Regions from separate parts of the Homo sapiens genome. Here region 1 is linked to region 2. A link is an interaction called in ENCODE POLR2A ChIA-PET data of the cell type or tissue named here. Cell type or tissue: HCT116. All regions are shown on one strand. Links, peaks and the distances in the headings refer to the core of each region. The heading gives the core; the rest is flanking DNA. Region 1 overlaps EPHA4 (EPH receptor A4). Region 2 has its middle 500 kb from the start of EPHA4.

Evidence for each region. ChIA-PET counts read pairs that join two places held together with the same protein. Peaks named below come from ENCODE experiments on the same cell type or tissue, not always from the same donor. Only the 100,000 strongest peaks of a DNase experiment are listed, where the experiment ranks them.
Region 1: POLR2A ChIA-PET joins it to region 2 with 5 read pairs; 2 of 35 experiments call an interaction of 5 or more read pairs at or near these places.

Annotation. Positions count from the first base shown.
Region 1 is chr2:221,493,619-221,496,118 of GRCh38, forward strand. All of the region lies in intron 4 of EPHA4 (EPH receptor A4), which reads right to left. Among named protein-coding and RNA genes, the nearest start is that of EPHA4, 77 kb to the right of the region's middle. In HCT116, for the core only: no CTCF peak of the experiment used is centred there; a DNase peak (open chromatin) is centred at 1,163.
Region 2 is chr2:221,060,762-221,077,849 of GRCh38, forward strand. No RefSeq gene overlaps it. Among named protein-coding and RNA genes, the nearest start is that of EPHA4, 500 kb to the right of the region's middle. In HCT116, for the core only: no CTCF peak of the experiment used is centred there; no DNase peak of the experiment used is centred there.

The sequences.
Region 1 (2,500 bases), core at 1-2,500, 420 kb after region 2:
GGCTCATTATGTTGATAACTGTCAGAAAGCATTAGCAGCGAGGGCTTTGAGTAATAGAACTGAAATGGTAATTTTAAAACAATACACTTTCTGGGAGGAAATACAGCAGCGCACTAAATTCAATTAGAAAAGGCAAATGTAGAGACAAAGTAAGTGATGTTTGTTGTTTGGAACTTGGCTGTTTCAATTTCTTGATAACGTAAACCTGGAGAAAGTTTTTTCAAATCAGGACCTCTGGTCATAGATCTTAGGAAATCTGCCCTCATTAGCTCTGAGCTCTCCTAGTATAAAATGTCTTGAAAGCTGCAATTTTGGAATATTTTCGGCCACGTCTAAGTATCAATCAATCACTCTTTGTTTGTTTGGCACATTCGAGGCTGTTTACTTGGAGACAGATTCGTAAAGGCCCTTCAAGTTGGCAATCTAAAATAATAATCTCTCATTTACAGAGTGTTCCCAATCACCAGGCTCTAAGAAGTTTCATCAAACAAGTTAAATAAAGAGCACCCAAAAGCACAGGGACAGATTTCCAATTGAAAAATACGAAAAACTACTCTGGTAACAGTGCTCAGAAGTCAAGGTGGCAAAATGACAGATGAGCTACATTTTTCTAGATATGCAAAGCCAATTTACTACCTTTACAAGGTACTTTTCTAGCACATTTTGAAATACAATAAGGGGTTGGAAAAGAAAGTTACCTTAATGCCGGGTGCAGTGACTCACGCCTGTAATCCCAGCACTCTGGGAGGCCTAGGCGGGCGGATCGCTTGAGGTCAGGAGTTCGAGACCAGCCTGGTCAACATAGCGAAACCCAGGCTCTACTAAAAATACAAAAATATTAGCTGGGCATGGTGGTGCATGTCTGTAAATCCCAGCTACTTGGGAGGCTGAGGCAGGAGAATTGTTTTAACTCGGGAGGTGGCAGTTACAGTGAGCTGAGATAGCGCCACTGTACTCCAGCCTGGGCAACACAGTGAGACTCTATCTCAAAAAAGGGAAAACAAAAAAAGAAAGTTACTTTAAATATAACATTGATTTAGCTTCCCAGTGGGGGAAAAGAAGATCTTGCTCACTACAATCATTGAACAAGCAAGTACATGACTAAGACCATCAGAAGTCTTCCTGCAGGGGTGTGAGGTTGACCACGCCCAGTCCTGCTGATAACCAGACTGCATTCCAGAAGGGGCAGGGAAACAAGGAGAAACAGATCTGGAGAAGGGAAAGAGCTAGTCATTCGTAGAGTTAAAGGACTTTAATTTCATTAATAAAAATCACATCAAAATCCCTGTTAAGAAAAGATTCATAAAATCAAAATCCTGACATCAGCTTTAATGGCAGCCCTGAATGTGCAGAAATAATGGTGCTTGTCCTGGCAATGTTGCCAAAAAAAAAAAAAAAAAAAAAAACTTCTTGCCTCTCTTGACTGATACAGGTGTCTAAGGTGAACATTTACATTTCTACTCTCTGGCAATAACTTGGTGAGGATTCTGGAAGAAACAAACAAACAACAGCAAAATTAAAAAGAAAAATAATTCCACAGTGAGTGCATTTGGTTGTATGATTCTACCCAGGCTGGATTTTCTTCATACAGGAGACAGATGAAGTATTCCATTTCCATGAAGGGAGAATGATCAGAATCCATGAAATACCTTTCTAGAGTCACCACTGAGCTGAAGAACAGGTCTGAAAGTTACAGGCATCAAAACAGAATCTCCTGTCTCCTGACAGCCGTGGGGCTGGGAATCTAAATCCTTGCTGCCTAAAGACGGTTTTACAGATCAGTAGCTTCAGCCTCACCTGGGAACTTGTCAGAAACAGACTCTCAGGCCTAACCTCGCTCCTCCTAATCCGCAGGTGATTTCCATGTGATTTTTGTGCATGTGGATGTTTAAAAAGCTCTGTTCTAAACTCCCTGTTCTAAATAGTTATGGGCTATTTTCCAGAAAATGTTCCGATGGTGCTTCCATAGAAACATCTCAGCACATCTCACAGGCAGCCATTTATGTTAACCTAACCAGAGGCTCCAGCAAAAGTATTCCCAAAGGTAAAGTTTGTTTACGATTAAATTCTCTTAAGCTCTCCAGCAGCGTCAATGGTGCAAACTTCCTAGGCAGTTTCCTTCTAAATTAGCCAATGCTACTTTTATTCACCTGGTCTAATTGTTCTCCAAGTGAACAAAAACCTGATTTTACAAGCCAGTGGAGCACAGTCTCTCTTTGGCTAGAAGAATGAGGCTCAGATAGTGTGTTTTATTTCTTCATTAGTGTGCCGTCACAGTGAGCGATCACTAAATGCGAGGCTGCATAAGAATGCTGGGGTTAAAGACAGCATAATGAACAAAGAAGGTGCCTGATTATCATGGCTGTCAGCACAAGGGAATTGGGTTTGTCACCTGGCTTAACCAACTGGGAAGAACTGATTAGAGGCTGGAATCAGTTTGAAAGGACCCCTGATGTTTATGCTGCTTCCCATCCCCACATCTTGTCAAGAGAATCCGATA
Region 2 (17,088 bases), core at 8,863-11,362:
ATGAAACAAGCCCAGCTTCTCAGCTTCTTGATTTTAATTCACTTTTATTTGTGAATGTGACGATCTTTTACTATGTTGTAGCAAAGAGTTCAGATCTAAAGATAAAACTTCTTCAAGACAAAAAACCAGTGTCCTGACTGCAAAAGAGAGGGAGAATCTGCTTCCAGCTACTAAACAAAAGAGAGGAAGTCCCAGTTCTGTTTTATTAAAAGACTTTTTATCCACAAAATACTGCAGAATTAATATAAATGGTCTATGCAATTTAATGTATCTTTTTTCTCTGGCTTTACTTAGAAAAATCACAGCAAAATATGCATTTTTTAAGTTAACTCTGTCAACCTAGTCATAATTCCAGGCAAAATTGTACATCAGTAAGTGATGCTAAAGGAAATTAAAAGGAGACGCAAGACTAACAATATGACATCAAAATGCAGGGCCTTTTAAACACGTTTGTTCATGCATTTAAAAAAATGCCAGTAGCATTTAGGTGTATTTAGGTTTGTGCTTAATAAGGGTCCCAGAATGATGGCCCGAGATCTTTTCCTGCTATTATTTTGTTTGCTCGTTGATCTATTTCTTGATAAATCTGGTCAGCAGTTACTGCATGTCTAGTACATACCAGGTACTATTCTAGGCACAGAGGATGCAGCAGAGAATATGAGAGAAAAATTCTCCTACCTTCCTACTAAGACAGACAATTAGTAAGTAAACAAACATATGTGACATCATTTCAGGTAGAAAAAAGTGCTAAGAAGAAACATAAAGCAAGAGTAAGAGTATAGGAAGTTAGTAAAGTGGGATGCTGTTCTAGGTCTGGTCAGGAAAGGTGTCTGAGCAGGTAGCATTTGAACAAAGGGCACAGACTCAGTCTATTTGCTGGAAAACACTACAGAATGTCATGGATGGGTCAGTGAATGGACACGACACACTGATATTGACACCCAGTCCCCAGGACTGTTTTTCTTAGTCACCAGGGCCTCCCTAGGTACTTGCCCTGGGAAAAAGGCTTCACGATGAGAGAAGAAAATTTAAAATGCAAAAACTCAAAACGGGCAGCAAATAGGATGCAGTGGATGAGTCTGCCCTGGGGTACTTGCACTCCACAGATTGTCCTCTAGGTCAGCTGCTCAGGGACTCATTGTGTCAGAGCACTTGGGACGTGAGCTACAAAAAAAAAAAAAAAAGAAAAAAGAAAAAAAAAAGCTATAGTATCCATGTCCCCCAAAATTTCTCTTTCACATCCAAGACTAGTAAGAGAAAACAACACTTGTGTGGTGTAAGGACATTTTATTTGACTTTATGGTGGTATGTGAAATAACAATCTCACACCTTCAGAAGCATCAAAGAATATCATCAGAGTGACATGGTTTGGAAACACATTTGGTCTCTCAGTCACCTTCTTTACCTCTTCGTCTGTTAACAGAACCTCTTCCTCTTCTGGGGAACTCATTCCATGTGGGTCAGGTAGAGCTAAACCCACTTCCTGTCACAGCAGCGATTTTTTGACCCAATCAGAGTATACATCCCTCAAACAAAGTAATCAGTGAGGGATGGGCAGGTGATACAAACCAGACTCATTACAACTCTCAGTAGAATGTTTCTTTAGGCGCTGGTAGAAAAATCTTTTTTTCTCAGACTCAAAAAGCTGAAAAGATGTGAGTGTGCCGCTGTCAATCATCATTCATGTTCACCACTGAAGAGAAAGTGTTAAAGTTAGAAGAAAGAGACGGAATCCCTATGACAACATTTGTGAATCCCTAGATCCAGCTAGATCCGAAGACACATCAACTCACAGATGTACCAGGTTCATGAATCAATACATGCCTGGTTTTGCTTAAACAAGTTTGAGTTGGACTACTGTCATGAGCAATTTAAAAAGACTCAAATAATGAGAACCATGGATCCACAGAGGAAATATGAGCAATGACAGGGAATATACCAGGGGTATCATGTACTGCCAAAAGTCAACAAAGTGTGCCGAGCTGGAGAGCAGAGGAAATGCTATAAGGAAGACGAGAGTCATGGTTGTCAATAGTTACATGTAAGATGCCCAGGGAAGTCATGCAATGGAAGAAAAGAAATGGTGAGTGGTATTCCAGGTATTCTGCCAAGGGTCCATCCTAAAAAGTTGCTGTTATTTTACTATTCCTATTAGATTGTACCTAGGCAGATTGATGTAACCTAGGCAATTAGATTTTATTATTATTTCATAAAAACACTTTATTTGATAGTTTTTATTTATTTACATTTTATTTAACACTTTATTTAACATTTATATAAATACTTTATTTAACACTTTTGGAGCAGGCCAGCAGTAAGTCCTGAGGTATGACTTTAATTCAGCACATATTTAACAAATGCCAATTTTGTGCTAGGCCTATATGAGGTAGACATTGAAAAGAGAAGGATAAGATTATTGGCTTCAATATCACACTCCTTTTAACAAACTTATAAAGGTGAAATTTGAGTACTGGGAGATTTCTTTTCAGGGAATAGGACAACAAAAACAAAATGCTTCCTGAAGCATGAATATAAAAGCAATGAGGTAACTGATTAATTTTGACCTACTTGTGTAAATGTGTGTGTTTTGAGGGTGGAATTAAGTATTTTTTAGAGCAGTTTTAGGTTCACAGCAAAATTGAAAGGAAGATTTCCCCTGCCCCCAACACATGCACAGCCTCCACCACTATCAACATTCCCCACTAGAGTGGTACATTTGTACAATCCACGAACCTACATTGATGAATTGTTATCACGCGAAGTCCATAATTTACATTCAGGTTCAGTCTTGGTGTTGTACATTCTATGGGTTTAGACAGACATATAATGGCATGTATTCATCGTTATAGTATCACACATGGTAGTTTCACTGCCCTAAAAATCTTCTGTGTAAATGTGTGTTGTGTAGAATTTTTAGCACAGGCCAGAGGCACCAGCCGTTCATCCCCCTTACTCTAGATGCTGCCCGGCATCAGTTCCCATCCACTGATGGCAGGTGCAAGGCAGGTGGCTCCCCATAATGGTGGGTGCAAGGCAGAGCAGTCCTGAGGCTCTTTCCTTGATAAAGAGATGCCCTCTTTCTAAAATGGCTTATATTGAAAGACTTGCTAAACACAAGAACATTAGCAATAATAAGTGTGCTTTACATGATGACACATGAATATCACAATGAGGAATAGCATAAATCAAGGAGACACCCTTTAAACATGTCCCCCACCACCACCACCCTATGAATCTTTTCCTTCCCCTTGCCTCCAGGTTGGTTAGAGCTACTGCCCTTCATTAAGTATGGGGGGATTTGAGGTAGAAAGCATATGTCTTAGTCCATTTTGCATTGCTATAGCAAACACCACAGACTGGGTAAAATCAATTTATTTCTCACCATTCTAGAGGATAGGAAGTCTGATATCAAGGGGCTGCCATGTGGCAGCAGGCTTTATGCCACATCATCCAATGGTGGAAGGTGGAAGGGCAAGACAGCATGAGACAGCAAGAGTGGAACTTGCAGCCTCAGGTCCTTTCATAATTGGCATTAATCCATTCATGAGGGTGGAGTCCTCATGACTTAAACACCTCCATTAGGCCCCACCTCCCAACACTGTTGCATTTGGGATTAAATTTCTAACATATGAACTTCGGGAGAAATATTCAGATCATAGGAGTGTACCTTACAAGGTTTATAAAACAAAGGGCAAAGGAAAAGTTAAAAAAATTGAATGGGAAAGATGTGGCAATTCCTTTGGGAATGAAATTGTGACTATTCTGAAGGAAATCTCTGATGTTAAGAGGTTAATTCCATGAGATGAGCTATCACATATAAAGGGAAACAGAATTCCTACAAAAGAGGTATGAATAACCCATATGCATCTGGGCTTGACTTGTGTGATTATTTTGCTCTCTCTCCCTTCCCTTCACAATCTTGCATCTTCCACAATGTATTGCAACACTCACTAGAAATCATCTTGCCACTCCTATTGCAACCAGGAACATGGCACCTGGAGCAGCTTTGGACATGCGACCTGACACCTCTGAAACAGGAGGAGGGCTACCTCTTCTCTAATCTCTGCAAAATATGAACAAGGAAAAGGTCTAAATGTCATTGAGTTCTCTTGCAAAAGGACAAAGAGCAGAGTTTCTCAGAATTTCCTACAGGGCATGAACGTAGTTAATTTAAACACATTCAAATTAACAGACTGTGCTGACTGAAGGGTGAATTTCTCTCTGTTTTGGATAAAAACTAATTTAAATGTGGTGGTACCAGACAGCGAGCACATTCCTACAATGAAGTAAACAAATGTTATTGCCTTCACTTAGGAAGTCTTGCCCAATTAGGTTGATTATAATGATGACAGAGATGTATCCTGAATGCACAAGAAAGTAGTAATGCACAGATTTGTTATGTAATATTTATAGACTCTGTGGTAAAACTTCAGATGAATTAAAATATACAGTCTTGTATTTCCACGGATGAAGGGAATGGGATCCACATGTTTGCTAAAAGTAAAAGGCACAGCCAACAAATTCTCTGACATTTACATTGATAAGACTTTCTCTGAGAATTTGTAAACTCCTGATGTAAACTGCTATTTTAAACAACAGAGAAGCAGCTTGTCTCTGTCACCTGTAAGTTTAACCCCAAATTACAATTTGGTCTTTGCTTGACTTTAGAAACTGTCTCTATCATTCTCTCTTAAATGAATTGACTTAGGAAAGTATGTACTTTATGAAAATAATATGTTAGATTATATTCAGTCAGATTATTTTATTAGTGTACCCAAAGTGTTACTGGTAAGCTGATTTACTCAGATATTGCTATGATGAAATATGGACTTTACCCTGTTTCTGTGACTTTGTGTGGGGGTTATTAACAAGGAAAGCACAATCTTTAAAATCGCTACTTATTTTAACAATAGAATCTATATCATGACTTGATGAGCAAGTACAACATAGTAGAAGAGCAATGGTTTTGTATAGTAAAATGTTGGATGAAGAATTGAACCTCCCTGGACCCCAGTTTCCTCATGTAAAATGATAGAGTTGTTCTATGTTATCTCAAAGGTTTTTTTCTGCCCTAAACCGTCTGTGATCTCTGATTACTAACACATTGGTACTATGTGTGGTAGCCAGGTTGGAAGGACACAACCTAGGAAGGCCAATCTGTGATACACACTCAATTCAGTATGACAGTCATTTGTAGTTATTTGAAAACAAAAATAAGACACTCATCAAGAACAGGGATACAGTCAAGACTGAAGGAGGGTAAATTAAACAAAATTAAGAAAGACATATATATTTATTTAAAATAATATATATTCAATATTTCTTTAAAATAAATATTGCAACTTCTTTTGTATAATATGTCTTAGGGGAGACGGTTAATTGTTTAGGAAAATACCTCAGTAGGCCTCTTTAGGTATAAAAACTGAAACTGCTTGTGGACAGAAGAGTCAAGGGGGCCTCCATTCCAAACCCATGCCTGTCCCTCTACACAATCTAAAAATGCAAGAAAGTAACCAGCACAAAGCACCACTTTAATAGCATTTGGCTCAGTATCAAGCTCTTCTTTGCTGATGGCTGCACTCATTGATTTGTTGTCTTACATTCATGCATTTCTAACCTGTGGCTATGTCACTAACAGACTGTATAGTAACCATACAATGATCTTGGTATCAATACAATTTGTTTGATCATTTCTTTATTCATTCAATCACCATCTACAAATTGCCCAGTCACTGGGAATATAATGATGATTGTATATAAACTGTGTACTAGTAATGTTCAAAGTCTAGTACACTGGTTCTCAAATTTTAAATGCACACAAATTGCTGGAGAACTTGATAAACCATAAATTTCTGGAGACCTTCCCTAAGGATTTTGATTAAGCAGGGAGGGTAGGAGCCAAGAAAAAATATATTTTTATCGGGCTTTTCAGGTGACTCTCCTACAGGTAATATGAAATTATCATTTTGAGAAATTCTGAACTAGTGTATGTTCTCCCTTCTCCCTTACTGAAATCCACCAGCTTTCCTGGTTTCCAATCCTTTCCAAGGCTTACCTTCCATGCTATCTGCATTTATTCTGCCCAGGATCTTGCCAGCTCTGCCACTTGACTTGTGTGTACATCCCTTAAGCTGCCACAGATTGAGCCTGAGCATTACCATAAAAAGACACAAAGAGTAAATACCACGTGGGTTTGGTTATGCACGGAAATGAAATGGATTACAGAACTTTTTTGAGATATATGCAACTAAACTTGCGACTCATCCCAGCAAACAGTGAAGTAGAGACTGGGTAGCAATCTGATGATTTGATCAGTGTCAGCAGTTTACCTATGTAAAATAAATCCTAATGTGTTACAGACACATTTTAGACTTGAACAGGCCTTTACAAAAATACAAGCACGTCTAATTGCTATCATTTGCTGTAGTCACTTTGCATATAAAGACACAACTAGTGTTTGATTAGGGGCCACTGCTCCATGATGATATATATCATATAGATAACAGAGAGATAATATAAACTCTATTATCTAAAAAAGCTATTATACCTAGAGGTTTCATGAAACAAAAAGAAATTTTAAAAAGATATTTAATTAGCAAAGCTAGGCAAAGATGAGCTAATCAGGTTAAGCAGATTGATGCCAGGTTTTGAATTAAATAATGAAACTATTTAGTCCACATATCCACAAGTCTGTATTGAGCACTTTTGCAGAGGATTCATGTGTGCATGTATCTAAATAAACTATCACGTGGATAGGAAAGCACAGCTGGAAAATAAATCAGAAAAAATTCTGGTATTTGGGTATTGTGTTTGATTCATTCCTTTCCACAATTGTAAAACGCACATGAGAGTAAAATTTATGATCTCCATGCAATAGAAAAGCATAATCTTAAGTTAGGGAAATGATGGGACCAACTGCTGGTTTCTAAAATGTGGTGAGAATGTGTATTTAAAGAGGACCCTATCAGGCCTTTATTCTATAAAATAGCTAGACAAATAAATCTGAGGCATCTGAGGGTAATGGCATCTCGAGAGATAATGGATATTCAGTCTGGGAGATGGGAAGGAGATAGAACCTTGGCTGGGGTATGCTAAAAAAAAAAAAAAAAATAGACTAGCTGTTAAACTGCTGGATAGACTAGTCCCTATAAATTTTCAAAAGAGTGCCCTGGGTTTTATCCAGAAGGCTATCGTGAATGAGATACACACTGCTAAAACTCTCCACAGTCCTTCAGAAATTTTAGGACAGGTTCATGCGACACACACCTCATCCCTGGGGCCAATCACCCACAGTTCTTGGCAAAACACAATCTTCAATAATCTTAGAGACAACCCATGAAAAAGATGAAAAAATATTCAATTTTAATTCAATAATGAGGTAGATTCCTAATCTTGTCTACTATCAAATATTTTCCAAATGTTGTAAGAAAAATTAGTTGTAACCCCTATTAGCATTTTTGTTTGTTTGTAGTTGTTTTGGGAAGCCAAGAACTGAACCCATATGTGATGGTGAACTTAATCAAGAAATGTATGTGTTCTGACTGCTCCACCAACTGGTCATTTCCTAATCTCTCTCCCTTTCATCAGGCCTCCCTATTTTCTGAGAAACAACAATATTAAAATTAGGTTAATCAGTCATCCTACAATATCCTGTAAAAGTTCAAGTGAAAGGAAGAGTTGCATGCCTCTCAGTTTAAATTAAAAGCTAGAAATGGTTAAGCTTAGTGAGGAAGACATGTGAAAAGCTAGGCCTCTTGCACCAAGTAGCCAAGTTGTGAATGCAAAGGAAAAGTTAGTTAAGGAAATTAAAATTGCTCCTATTTGAGCATACACAGGATAAGAAAGCAAAATAGCCTTATTGCTGATATGAAGAATGTTTTAGTGGTCTGGATAAAAGATCAAACCAGCCATAACCCTCCGTTAAGCAAAAGCCTAGTTCAGAGCAAGGCCCTAATTCTCTGCCATTCTATGAAGGCTGAGAGTGGTGAGGAAGCTGAAGAAGAAAACTTGGAAACTAACAGAGGTTGAGTTTGTGAGGTCTCTGTGACATAGGAGTTATAGAAATAAGCTGTCTCCGTACCATAAAAGTGCAAGGTGAAGCAGCAAGTGCTGATGTAGAAGCTCTAAAAAGTTATCTAGAAAATCTAGCTAAGATCATTCACAAATGTGGCTACACTAAACAATAGCTTTTCAAAGTAGACACAACACCCTTATATTGGAAAGAGATATCATCCAGGACTTTCATAGCTTGAGAAGACAAGTCAATGACTGTCGTCAAAGCTTCAAAGAACAGGCTGATTTTATGTTAGGGGTTAATGCATTTGATGGCTTTAAGTTGAAGCCAATGCTCATTTACCACTTCAAAAATTTCAGGGCTATTAAGAATTGTGCTAAATATACTCTACCTGTGTTTTATAAATTCAACAACAAAGCCTGGATGCACATTTGTTTACAGCATGGTGTACTAAATATTTTAAGCCCACAGTTGTGACCTACTGATCAGAAAAAAATGTTTCTTTTAAAATATTACTACTCATTGACAATCCACCTGGTTACCCAAGAGCTCTGACAGCAATGTACAAGGAGATTAATGTTGTTTTCATGCCTGCTAATATAATATTTATTCTACAGCCCATGGATCAAGGAATAATGTTAACTTTCAAGTCAATACTAAGACATACACTTCATAAGGCTAAAACTGCCACAGATGCTGATTCCTGTGATGGATTTGGTCCAAGTAAATTGAAAACCTTCTGGAAAGGGTCCACCATTCTAGATGCCAATATGGACATTCATGATACATGGGAGGAGGTCAAAATATCAACATTAATAGGAGCTTGGAAGAAGTTGATTCCAGCCCTCATGGATCACTTTGAGGGGTTCAAGATTTCAGTGGAGGAAGTCACTGGCAATGTGGTAGAAATAGCAAGAGAACTAGAATTAGACGTGGAGCCTGAAGATGCAACTGAATTGCTGCAATCTTATGATGAAACTTTAATCAATGAGAATTCACTTTTCATGGATAAGCAAAATGGTTTTTTGAGATGGAAACTACTTCAGGTGAAGATTCTGTGAACATTGTTGAAATGACAAGAAAGGATTTAGAATATTATATAAACTTAATTGATAAAGCAGTGGCAGGGTTTGAGAGGATTAACTCTAGTTTTGAAAAATGTTCTACTGTAGATAAAATGCTAACAATTAGCATCGCAATCTACAGAAAAATCTTTGGTGAAAGAAAAAGTCAATAGATGCAGCAAACTTTATGTTGTCTTATTTTAAGAAAATTCTATAGTCATGCTAACCTTCAGTAAACACCATCTTGATTGGTCAGCAATCATCAACATTGAGACAAGACCCTCTACCAGCCAAAAGATTATGACTTGCTGAAGGGCCGTGTAATGATAGAATGTTTTAGCAATGAAATATTTTTAAAGTAAGGTATATACATTTTTAGACACAATGCTATTGCACACTTATTAGACTCCAGTATAGTGTAAACATAACTTTTATGTGCATTGGGAAACTGGAAACATTATGTGACTCACTTTGTTGCAATATTTGCTTTATTGCTGTGACCTGGAACCCAACCTGCAATATCTCCAAGTTATGCCTGCATTTCTTAATCTCTTGATTATGGAATGGCCTTGTGACTTGCTTTGTCTCAAAAGAATATGGTTGAAATGACAGTGTGATGACCTTATGCCTTATGATATCCTGCAGCCTTCCCTTCTTCCTCTTGGATTCCTGACTGCTGTTAGATTAAGTCGTAGTCAGTTCTTAAGAAATGAGAAACAAAATCAAGGCAATCTCAACTGCCCCAGCCAATGTCTTCCTAGACAGGCCTACAGGAAGGTGACCTGCAGAGATGTGAGAGAGCCCAGTCAAGATCAGCAGAGACTCTAGCTGACTTGTAGCCCATCACAAACACATAAGCAATCGTAGTGTCTTAGTACATTTTCATGCTGTTATGAAGAAATACCTGAGACTGGGTAATTTATAAAGGAAAGAGGTTTAATTGACTCACAGTTCTGCATGTTTGGAAAGGCCTCAGGAAACATAAAAGCATAGCAGAAGGGGAATCAAACATGTCCTTCTTCACATTGCAAAAGGAAGGAGAAGTGCATAGTGTAGGGCAGAAACCAGCAGAGCTCATGAGAACTCACTCACTTGAATGGCATGGGGGAACCACCCCAATGATCTAATCACCTCCCATGAGTTCCTTCCCCCCTCCCCCAACAGGTGGGGATTACAAGTTAGACCATAATTCACGATGAGATTTGTGTGGGGGAACAGAGCCAGACAACATCACTCTGCCCCTGGTCGCTCCCAAATCTCATCTTTCTCACATTTGAGAGCACAATTATGCCTTCCCAACATTCCACAAAGTCTTAACTCATTTCATCATTAACCCAGAAGTCCAAATCCATAGCCTCATCTGAGATGAGGCAAGGCCCTTCCACCTATCACCCTGTAAAATCAAAAGTAAGTTAGTTACTTCCAAGATATAATGGGAGTACAGGCATTGGACAAATGCACCCATTTCAAATGAGAGAAATTGGCCCAAAAAAAGGGGCTACAGGTCCCATTCAAGTCTGAAATCCAATAGGGCAGTCATTAAACCTTAAAGATACAAAAGATCTCCTTTGACTCCATGTCTCACATCCAGGTCATGCTGATGCAAGGGGTGGGCTCTCTTGGCCTTGGGCAGCTCTACCCCTGTGGCTTTGCAGGGGATAGCCTCCCTCCCAGCTTCCTTCACAAGCTGGTGTTGAGTGTCTACGGCTTTTCCGGGTGCATAACACAAGCACCTGGTGGATCTACCATTCTGGGACCTGGAGGATAGTGGCCACCTTCTTAAAGCTCCACTAGGCAGTGTACCAGTGGAGACTCTGTGTGGGACCTCCAACCCTACACTTCCCTTCCACACTGCCCTAGCAGAGGTCTGGCATGAGGGCTCTGCCCCGCAGCAGACTTCTGCCTGGACATCGAAGCATTTCCATACATCCTCTGAAATCTAGGTGGAGGTTTCCAAACCTCAATCGTTGTCCTCTGCACACCTGCAGGACTACATGGAAGCTGCCAAGACTTGCATGCTCTGAAGCAATGGCCTGAGCTGTACCTTGGCCTCTTTTAGCCATGACTGGAGTGGCTGGGACAGAGGGCACCAAGTCCCAAAGGTGCACACAGCAGAGGGGCCCTGGACCTGGCCCAGGAAACCATTTTTCCCTCCTAGGCCTCTGGGCCTATGATGAGAGGGGCTGTCACAAAGATATCTGACATGCCCTGGAGATGTTTTTTCCCATTGTCTTAGCTATTAACATTTGGCTCCTTGTTACTTATGCACATTTTTGCAGCAATTTCTCCCCAGAAAATGGATTTTTCTTTTCTACTGCATCATAAAAAGACAAATTTTCCAAACTTTTAGGCTCCGTCACCTCTTGAATGCTTTGCTGCTTAGTAATTTCTTCTGCCAGATACCCTAAATAATCTATTTCAAGTTCAAAATTCTACAGATCTCCAGGGTAGGGACAAAAAGCTGCCAGTCTCTTTGCTAACACATAGCCAGAGTTACCTTTATTCCAGTTCCCAACAAATTTCTAATCTACATCTGAGACCACCTCAGCCTGGACTACATTGTCCATATCACTAACAACATTTTGGTCAAAGCCATTCAACAAGTCTCTAGGAAGTTCCAAACTTTCCCACATCTTTCTGTCTTCTACTGAGTCCTCCAAACTGTTCCAACCTCTGCCTGTTACCTAGTTCCAAAGTTGCTTCCATATTTTCAGCTATCCCTATAGCAGCACCCAATTCTTTGTGGTACCAATTTACTGTATTAGTCTATTCTCATGCAGCTATGAAGAAATACCTGAGACTGGGTAATTTATAAAGGAAAGAGGTTTAATTGACTCACAGTTCCGCATGGTTGGAAAGGCCTCAGGAAACTTACAATCTGGTGGAAGGGGAATCAAACATGTCCTTTTTCACATGACAGCAGGAGAGAGCAGTGCAGAGCAAAGTGGGGAAAAGCCCCTTATAAAACCATCAGATCTCATGAGAACTTATTTACTATCATAAGAACAGCATAGGGGAACTGCCCCCATGATCTAATCACCTCCCACGAGTCCCCTCCCCTAACACATGAGTATTACAATTCAGATTACAATTCAAGATGAGATTTGGGTGGGAACACAGAGCCAGACCATATCACCTAGTCTACTCTAAAAGAATCACCCAGCTGACTCAAAAACTCATAAGCAGTGATAAACACTTGTGTTATGCCATAAAGTTTTAGGTATTTTGTTAGGCAACAGCTCATTGATATTGTTGCTTATATTAAAAAATCAGGAAGTGAATGGAAGGAAACAAAGATATGATTTTCTCTTTTCAAGAGGAAAAAATTTCTATGCTGTGTTTTCAGACTACCTATTATATTTGATGAGGGCCAGTGCTTATGTTCTGTTAGCTTTGGATATGAGAAATAACCATGACAAAAATGACAATAGCATTGAGAAATGACAAGCTAAGAATTCCAAAGAAACGTGGGTGGAGCTTATACAGATGGGAGAAACTTTTGCATGCCTAGTGATATTTTGTAAAAGGATTTTCAAATCTGTACTATACATTCGGGCTATGCATCTTATTATGCTATACATTTCATTAGGCTATAGGCTTCATTAGGCACTTGAATCAAGAATCTCATTACATACTCCAGACACACATCTCATTATGCCATGCATCTCATTAAGCTCCCAGCCAGGAACAGATGTAAAATAGACAAATTTCAGCGAGGCTTTGATTCCAGCCCACATGGCATTCTCATCAACAACCAAGCAAGGGTGGACCAACAATTGGGTGATTTTTGAATGACACTTGACAAAGAGGAACCAGCTCAATCAGGCACTATTAAATAACAGGAGAAAAAAATAACTTGGTGTTACATTCCACTTTGCTGTCCACTCTGGGAATGTGTTTCTACTGTCAATCAGGAATCATCTATCAGTAAAAAGCCGGAGATGGGGTAGAAGAGGGCATGTGTCTGTAACACTGCAATCATCTGTCATGAGGCAGGCACTCAACAAAGGGTAACATCAATGTCACCTTGGTTTTGGCTTCAACACAATTGTATCTGTTCTGTGTCCCTAGCTGTAATTCATTGTTTGGCATCTTCAAGGATAGGTTCCCTGATGACGTTCCTGGTTAAGTAGTACTTTGGTCACAAATGATAAAAACCCAACTGACTAATTTAAGACTAGCATGTACTGAGGAGCCCAGAGGTGTGGCAGATTTCAAACCTGACTTTATGCAAAGGCTGAAACATCCGTAAGATACATGTCTCCTTATCTTTCAGTTCTCCTTTGCTTTGTGTTGGCTTGATTCTTACACATGTTTTCCCCATGAGATGGTTTCAGGAGGCTGCAAGCTTCCATCATCCTCACAGATATCAGTTCCAGTGAAAGATAGTGTCTTCTAGGAAGAGATAATCAAATCCCAGGGGATGACTCTCACTGGTTAATTGTGGGTAAAATAATTGTTCAGCCACTAATTTCTTTGTGTCACAGGGATGGAGTAACCTGAGTTCCCAGCTTTGCGTTGTATGCCTTCCCTAAATGTAGTCATGGATTAGAACTGAAAGGAGGGCTGGACAAACAGAGAATGCTCAGTAGACAAAAAGAGGGCTGGACATACAGAGAATGTTCAGTAGACAAAAATACCACATCTACTATGCCCGCTCCATCCTGAGAATACTCAGGTCTCGTGCAATACATGTGCAGTCTGAGAACCCGGGGCTTCTTTCCTTGGTCACCAAGAAAATATTTGTCACTAATATTCAAATAAGTGATGTATTTTAAGCAATTAGGGGGCTATATAAGTGCCTTGGATGTTTCTGGGGCTCTTATGATGACACCAAATGTAAATATTGTCATTCTGTGGAAACTAGACTAGACAGTAAACCACCAACAGATAGTCTAATTTCCATGTGCCAGCAAGTATTTTATTTTGAACGGCTAAAATATTTCATCTTACCACTTCCTTATGCTTGAATATCTTTAGAAAGGGTTAAATTAGGGAACATAAAAAACACAAAAAAAAACAGAGGAAAGATAATTGATTTAATTTCACACTCAGGTTCAAATGTTAAGTTGAATGCCTTCTTGAGAGTAAGTTTGGGTAGGAAAAGTAAAGGAGAGTCCTCAAGAGTATCAGATATTTAATGGTAAAGGTAGAAGGGCAGGTAAGAAGACGTGGAATAAAATGGAAGAAGCATGGAGAAGGTCAGACAGAACTGAAGGAAAATTCCTCAACTTTATGGTTTGCCTAGGGCTGTCCCCAGGTAGCACTCTGCAACTCTGAATAAGTAAACATTTTCTCTAATCCGAAAGGATAGTAGTTTTGTTAGATAGGACTATAAAATGATGTCTAACCAGAACCAGTTATTAAATATTTTCACTGGACTTTTCTAGACAGTATTACTCTGAAAAGAGTGGGTATCAATGCAGTCTTGACCTTCTGGGTCCTTGTGAAGTTCTTTGCCTGTGAAAATATTACAGTTTAAACATTCCCTCCACATTCCTTTGACATGAAGTGCTGTATCCACTGATTGCCCAGAGTAGACAAAGTGGTTTCCTTTTCTAGCTTCGTGGGGTTTTTTTCTTTTCTTTAGAAGATCATTTGGCAGGAAGATGTTAAAGTGGAAGAGAGGTTGGAGTAACTGTTATGGGTCAAATTCTAACTTCATGTCGTCATGGGCTCCCTCTGGTACCAAGATTCACTGAAAACAAAGGCATGAACTACTTCTAATCTGCAGTCGATTTTTTTTACCCTAAGAACACCCTAGAATAGAGGAATTCAATACATTCATGGCCACAGAAGCAATAAACTTCCACATACTTAAAAAAACTCTCATCAAGTCTTATTTATTAATAAATAATAAGCACAAGGACTAATGAAGTACAAATGATAAAAATTTTAAAATGATCGTTCTTTTCCTTTTGTTTGGTATGATTTGTCCTTGAGCTTTTTTGGTTTTACTCTTTCAATTAAAATGCTTGGGTTCTCATCACACCATTCCTGAATGCAAATATCAGTTGGTTTAGTATTTAGCTTCCTAGCTCTTTCTTGGCTCTTGGAAACATACCCTTATTCTCTGGTCCATTCTTCACCTACAGATGATTAAGAAAGATAATTTTTATGTAGTTAAAAAAATAGGACACATGCTCCTTATAGACATTCTACTACAGATTCAGAACCAGAAGCAAGCTATTCTCCCATTTTGTCTTGTAAGTGCAATTTTGAAAACATAGACTGAGTTGTAATTACAGGATTAAGGGTAAAAGTCAACTTGTTTGTCTGAGAGATTTGTTCCCCCAATTGTCCTGAATACAAGGACATGAAATCCTGAAAGTCTATGCATGGCATATCACCTCCTTACTTTCAAGTTTCTGGACAATTGGGTAGATGGGCTTTGCAATGGATGTTCATGATTGTAACAAGACAGCCCACGATTCCATTTCCAAATAAGGCATAGGAGACAATTCTTTTGTTTTTCTCCTGCCATCTTCTTTATGCAGGAAAAAAGAGTAAAGGATAAAATTAACAATTATGCAGCCAGTAAATTTCAAGGCAATAGTGAGAAACAAAAGGGTCTTATCTGATTGTCCATCTCATGCCTTTCAGGAGAACCTATTAGCTTGGAACACAGTCACCTGATGGTATATGTGGCACACACACACACACACACACACACACACACACACACACACACACAAATATAATAGAGACTCTGGATTTGGAGTCCTAGACCTATGCAATATCTTCACTCTTCAAAACAGTCCCAGGATGGCACTTTCCTGTCTCCATTTTGTTGTGAATCCCTTGGATTTTATATTACATAAACTATAAATAATATTTAGACAATTAAAGCTAAAAGGATTTCTTCACTTGGTTAAGGTGGTAGCATATGTAGGCATTAAAAAAAAGGCATTCTGACCTTTAGGTGAACAGTAGAACTTAAAATGCTATTGCTAGAATGTGGCATGGGGAAAGCGTGATTTAAATGTAAATCTTTTATCTCTAAAGCCATAAAAGACTATGCCTTGGAGGTATGAGAAAATACAAGCTCTAACGTGGAGCGTATAAAAAAAATGAAAACATTTAGCACAGCACCAAATCTGCTTTTCTGAACTGCATTTTTGCTCACAAAATACGTAGAGTAGATGGAATTTTATTTATGTTTAAAATGAGCTGTTCTTTAACTGTTTAGTCTCTGGTTCCTTGGCCTGGTTCTCGAACTCAAGACATCAGTGCACCCTGTGAATGTGCCTTTCTCCTTCTCTTAACCTCCAAGCTCCTGAGGTGCCTTTCAGCCTGTCCCATGGATGTCCCCATGGGTGGACCTGCCCCCTGAAAGCTCTCCAGTCTGTCTCTCACCTCTGGGAGCTGCAGAGATAGCCAGGAAGGATGGTGTCAATGTTGAAGGTCATATCTCTATTTTCACATTCCTTGACTTGCCCTATACCTTTGAGAGAAAAGAAATAAAATCCTGCAATTATTTGGACCAAGCCTTAGGTAGGACTGGGCTTGTGACAGGTTTTGTATATGGGCCACAGATTGGACACAGTTGGAACTGAGACTCTTGCCCAGATTTCACTCGCTATTTTCCATATGGCTTTGTTGGTGCTGATCATACCTTTTCCAGGACCAAATGCGCCCTCCCCTTTAGGAGCATCCTGCCGGTTCCTCATGTTTTCACCACCTGCTGGCTTATCTATGTTTGGCACCAGTTTCCCAAGCTTTTCTCCTGCTACCATGTGTGGACCAGGCAGAAGTCTTTTCTCCCTGCTCCTACAAGAAACCAAGGTCTTATGCAGCTCTGAGTCTGGTATTTGCTTCCCTTGGGGTCAAGTCCTCTGGGAGCTCTTTGATTTAAAAATCCTGTCTTTTGCATTCCCTACATGGGCATGTAACACTTAATAAGTTTGTTTAGTGAATGAATGAATCAATGTATTTCCCATGCTTTTGAATTTTAGATGTATTTCTTTAACCCTTTACATAATCTGAAGTAGGCATGAACTTTCAAATCAT